Linked DNA regions of Homo sapiens: region 2 is linked to region 1. A link is a contact called in ENCODE Hi-C or POLR2A ChIA-PET data. All regions are on one chromosome and are shown on one strand. Each heading gives the region's core, a stretch centred on a gene start or an enhancer-like site at or near the end of the contact. The rest is flanking DNA. Distances are from core to core; before and after follow the strand shown.

Region 1 (2,700 bases), core at 75-2,574:
AGTGCTGGGATTACAGGTGTGAGCCATGGAGCCGGGCCGAGATCCTTTTTAGATTTCTGTATAAGAGAATAAATTTGTGTGGTTTTAAGCCCTTAAGTTTGTGGCGATTTGTTTCAGCAGCATTAGAAAAGCAAGACAGACCCCACGCTTCAGGCAAGGGCAATAGTTACTTATTGGCGGCTTCACAAATTCCAGGAACTGAGCTTAGCTATCTTTGTGGTTCAATTCACCGGAGTCTCAAAACCTGGCAGGTGTTATCATCTTCCTGAGGCACCGAGAGTCGGGACTGCCAGAGGCCTGCACAGCCTCCAGCACACGTAGCCCCGGGGGACAAGATCAGAGCCTGGAACAGCCCCCAGCTCCAGCCCCTCCAGGTCAGACCCTCAGGGGTCTTCCTGCTGCTTCCCAGCCTTGACAAATGGGAACTCATCCCCTGTGCTGGGGGCTAGCACTCCCTCCTGTTCCCTGCCAACCAAGGTTTTGCCTGAGGGTTTAGCAAATGCCACACCGTGAGCTGTAACTGTAGAGCTGGTTGGACTAGGATGGGGGGAAGAAAGGGATTTGCAGCCCCAGCCACAAACAAGCTTCATCCCCCCTGGCACGAGCATAGACCCTGGAAGCCCTGTAATCGCCCATTTCTGCAAGATCCTCCCCTCAAGACTTCCATTCATAGTCCACTCTTGAAAGGCTGGTTCTGATGGGAAGACAACTCAGGAAGACCCTCCCTCAAGAGGCAACAGTCAGCCCCAAGAGTCCTGCTCTGGGCCCCGTTCACGCTGCAGTTTTGGCTGAGATTGGAGCAAAGGCGTTGGAGAGCGTACGGATGGGAAATTAGCCTCGGTGCACTTGGCTAACAGGAGACCCGTTGCTCAGTCACCACCAAAGGAAGGCCTGTTCCATCTCCCATCTTTTCCAGCTTTCCTCAGACTCCACAATTCCCAGTTTAGAGCCATGAGGAAATTCACATTGTTTCTTCAGTCTTTGCAGGGCGTCTCTTGTCTCATCAAAAACCAGGCTCACCACTCACTCACCCATTCCCACCGGGAGCCAGGCACTGGGAATACGAAGGTGAAGGAGAGGTGCCCACGTGCCTAGAATGCTCCGGAGCGAGTTCTCTAAAGAGTTCCAGGTCCCACAGCCTCTGCCACGCTGCCTACCTGTCTCCAGCACCGGGAAGCTGCCTGTCCTCACTTCCTCCCAGCCAGAACTTGTGAAATGCAGTCCTGGTGGGTTCGTTTATCCTCAGCATCCTGCACAATCTGCTAGGCTGACAGTGTGGCAGCTTGAAGCCGCCAAACCAAAGACGTCAGGTCACTCTGGTAGGAACAATGTCTAGAGATAAGGCGTGGCCAGCTCAGGCCTGGTCCTCCACAGAGTTGAGAGGCTAAATAAAGCCTCCAAACATCTGGTTCCAGGCCAAGCAAAGACACAATCTCTCCAGTAGCACTGGCCTCCAAGACAACAAGCAGGGCTGGCTCTCTGGCTGCGACTCAAGGCTATAGGGCATGCAGCGAGGGTCTGAGGCTTCACAGACGGTAGAAGTCAGTTCACGGGCCACAGCTGGCTGCCAGGAGTACCCAGCAGGATCTGCTCAGAGTAGATGCCACTGGGCCTGGGGGTGGGGGTGGCCGTGCCTGGGGCTTATACCCACACCAAGCATCAACCTCAGGACAACTGGCCCATCTCAGTCTCAGGACAGCTGAGGCAGTGTAGAGGCATCGAGAGACCCTCTCCTCTCCCAGCGCTAGGCGCTGAGGAAGTCTCTTTCAGCTGCTTCCTTGGCAGAATTTAGAACAGAGAAGACGGGTCAACTGCTGGGGGACAAAGACCAAATTCCAGTGGCCCCTCTCTCCTGAAGGGTGGATCCCCGTATTCTGGGCTCCCTATTGCTGTCTGAGGTCTTAGGCAGGCACCATAGGGCACAGGCAATGTTTTGAAACTTTGGTTGTTCATATCCCACCCTTAAAATTTTGCCATACTCACATACCACCACCTGCACTATTCTTTACTCAATATTGTTCTTTACAGTAACTTTTTTTTTTTTTTTTTTTTTTTGAGACAGAGTCTCACTGTGTCACCCAGGCTGGAGTGCAGTGGCAGGATCTTGGCTCACTGCAACCTCCATCTCCCGGGTTCAAGTGATTCTCCTGCTTCAGCCTCCTGAGTAGTTGGGATTACAGGTGCACGCCACCACGCCCAGATACTTTTTGTGTTTTTAGTAGAGACAGGGTTTCACCATGTTGGCCAGGCTGGTCTTGAACTCCTGACCTCATGATCCACCGCGCCCAGTCTCCCAAAGTGCTGGGATTACAGGCATGAGCCACTGCGCCCAAGAACTGACTTGTAAAAAGCAGTCTTACCCTACACGTATTTGAAATCGTAAGAAAAATGTACAGGTCATATTTTTTCTAATATATATTAAAATATATACTTAACCATTAAAATGCAAAATATAGATCGAGGTGCCACCGATCATTTCTCAAATCACCACGTGGGGCCCGCACTTAGAAAAACATCCAAATGGGGGATACAGGCATGATGTGCAGGCACAAGAGACCTGGGCAGGTGAAACAGAAATAGAGATGTTTCAGATGATCCATTAAAAACTGGCACAGAATTGGGCTGGGCTCAGTGGCTCACTCCTGTAATCCCAGCACTTTGGGAGGCCAAGAGGGGCAGATTGCTTGAGCCCAGGAGTTA
Region 2 (2,700 bases), core at 120-2,619, 320 kb before region 1:
GATCTCGGCTCACTGCAACCTCCGCCTCCCAGATACAGGCGATTCTCTTGCCTCAGCCTCCCGAGTAGCTGGGATTACAGGCGTGTGCCACCATGCCCGGCTAATTTTTGTATTTTTAGTAGAGACAGGGTTTCACCATGTTGGCCAGGCTGGTGTCCAACTCCTGACCTCCAGTGATCCACCCGCCTTGGCCTCCCAAAGTGCTGAGATTACAGGCGTGGGCCACCGCGCCGGCACGTGTTTAATCTTTGCAACAACCTTTTGATCGACGAGGAAATACTAACAAGGGACAGCTCTGTGGTTTCTGCTATCGAAAGTTTGGTGGTTTTTCACTATCAAATTCTGACTTCCATTACCATCATCTACGTACAAATCCAGTTCCAACTCCCACCCCAACCCAGGCCATGAGCTCTAATGGAGGATATATATCAGGGTCATTTGCACCTTTGTTGCCAAAACTCAACGTAGTACCCTGAAAATAGCAGATATTTTAAAAATGACCTGACGAATTCAGATCCCCGTCTATTGCACCGTCTATACACTAAACCGCGCTCTTGCACCTTTCAAGTCTTCCTTAGTGGTGTGTTCCCTACCTCCCTGGCTTATCAAAGGAGGTCCCCAAAACCCAGTTCCCCAACCAACTGAATCCTGCAAATAACAGCTCCTCAGGACCCGAGACAGACCGCTTCTGGGTGCTGTTGAAAAGCAGATGGGTTGAGAGTTGGAGCATATATTCAGAGACTGAGTATCCGAAACGGACTATTCAGACCAGCCTTGCTAGAAGCAGAACTCTGAATACGCTGATTTTATCTACATCAAAGGCTCCAAACCGGAAAACACAAATATTAACTAGAAAGCATTATATAACATTTTATTTACCGTCTTTTCCGGTAGACGGTAAGCTCCACAAGGGCGGGGCTCAATAAACGTTTACGAGTGGCTTAAATGAAAGGACGTGCGTGGGCACACCGCGGGGACTAATCGTGTTAGGCCCTTCTCCAAGGCCTATGATCCCCAACGGCAACTCGCCACGCTCCTGAAGCTGAACACCGCGCAGGGCCTAAGGTCGGACACCCTCCGGCTTAGGTTCACGACACACCCATTTTCCCCTCCCTCCGCCAGGGCCGGCTCGGGCGCCGGTTCCAGCCTCGCGCGCCAGCCCCTGTCGGCCCCGGCCTGCACCTTCATCCCCAGGACGTCCCGATAGAAACGCGCCGTCTGGAAGCGGTTTCCCACTTTGAATACGAAGTGCAGAGCTCTGCGAGCAGCCATGATTCCCGCCGCACGCAGCCGTCACGCGCACCGTACAGCCCAGTCCACGAAGGGCGCCACGGGCCGTGACGTCACTAGCCGCCGACGGCGCGCTTTCGTGACGCAGCCCGGGTCTCAGGGAACATGGCGGCGCTGGTGAGACCCGCGAGGTTTGTCGTGCGACCGTTGCTGCAGGTGGTCCAGGCTTGGGACCTTGACGCGAGGCGCTGGGTCCGGGCGCTGCGGCGGAGCCCAGTGAAAGTGGTGTTTCCTTCCGGAGAGGTGGTGGAACAGAAGCGCGCTCCTGGGAAGCAGCCCCGCAAGGCACCATCTGAGGCCAGTGCCCAGGAGCAACGAGAGAAACAACCGCTCGAGGAGTCCGCATCCCGCGCTCCCAGCACCTGGGAAGAGTCTGGGCTTCGCTACGATAAAGCTTATCCCGGGGACAGGAGGCTGAGGTGATGTGGTTCTTGAGCCTGTCGAATGTTCTCGTTTCCCTTCCCGTCGCACAGCGGAACCTTAACCTCCTTCCGATGGAGGACTTCTTCCAGTACAGCCCGCTGGTTTTTGTATTATGCACAGAGGGCCGAATAAGCGTCTTTGGAATTAGCTTCTGTTTCTCCTTAGCTCTTTGTTGTTGTTTTTGTTTCACCATGTTAGCCAGGCTGATCTGGAACTCCTGACCTCAGGTGATCCGCCCGCCTCGGCCTCCCAATGTGCTGGGATTACAGGCGTGAGCCACCGCGCCCGGCCCTCTCCGTAGCTCTTTATTTCTGTTACAACTAAGCGTGTCTCAGTAACAAGGATGTTGATAGTTACCTGTTTTTTTTTTTTATTTCCATCTACAGCAGTGTAATGACAATAGTAAAGTCCAGGCCATTTCGGGAAAAACAAGGGAAGATCCTGCTGGAAGGTCGCAGGCTCATTTCAGACGCTCTCAAGGCTGGAGCTGTGCCAAAAATGTTCTTCTTTAGCCGTCTAGAATACCTAAAGGAGTTGCCAGTCGATAAGCTGAAAGGTGTCAGCCTCATTAAGGTGAAATTTGAGGATATCAAGGATTGGTCCGACCTCGTAACGCCACAAGGAATAATGGGTTAGTGATTACCCAGTGTATCTTTTTTTTTTTTTGTCTTGTTCTGTCACCCAGGCTGGAGTGCAATGGCGCGATCTCGGCCCACTGCAACCTCCGCCTCTCGGGTTCAAGGGATTCTCTTGCCTCAGCCTCCGCAGTAGCTGGGATTACAGGCGTCTGCCACCATGCCCGGGTGATTTTTGTATTTTTAGTAGAGGTGGGGTTTCACCATGTTGGCCAGGCTGACGTCGAACTTGTGACCTCAGGTGATCCTCCTGCCTCGGCCTCCCAAAGTGCTGGGATTACAGGCGTGAGCCACCATGCCTGGCCTTACACAGTGTATCTTAAGGTGTGGAGACCTAGGATTAATTTCTCAT

The links. A loop is a pair of places that touch in the nucleus more often than their neighbours do. ChIA-PET counts read pairs that join two places held with the same protein, here RNA polymerase II (POLR2A). Pooled maps may share reads with other maps.
Region 2: a loop to region 1 is called in a pooled map, with 6 times the contacts of the local background. The contact joins the promoter of MRM3 here to the enhancer-like site in region 1. A Hi-C loop is called at or near these places in 6 of 50 pooled maps. POLR2A ChIA-PET finds 5 or more read pairs at or near these places in 2 of 52 experiments (WTC11 and activated naive CD4-positive, alpha-beta T cell).

The regions. Positions count from the first base shown.
Region 1 is chr17:1,102,972-1,105,671 of GRCh38, forward strand. All of the region lies in intron 2 of ABR (ABR activator of RhoGEF and GTPase), which reads right to left. Among named protein-coding and RNA genes, the nearest start is that of ABR, 76 kb to the right of the region's middle. Within about 2 kb of position 1,325, at least 7 of the 41 ENCODE cell types and tissues checked have a DNase peak (open chromatin) inside an H3K27ac peak, as active enhancers do.
Region 2 is chr17:780,984-783,683 of GRCh38, forward strand. MRM3 (mitochondrial rRNA methyltransferase 3) reads left to right here and starts at 1,370. Exons shown (of 4, transcript NM_018146.4): 1 at 1,370-1,709; 2 at 2,100-2,344. The coding sequence starts at 1,396. GLOD4 (glyoxalase domain containing 4) reads right to left here and starts at 1,297. Exons shown (of 9, transcript NM_016080.4): 1 at 1,183-1,297. The coding sequence starts at 1,272. RefSeq lists enhancers at 228-327, 1,328-1,677, 1,349-1,897.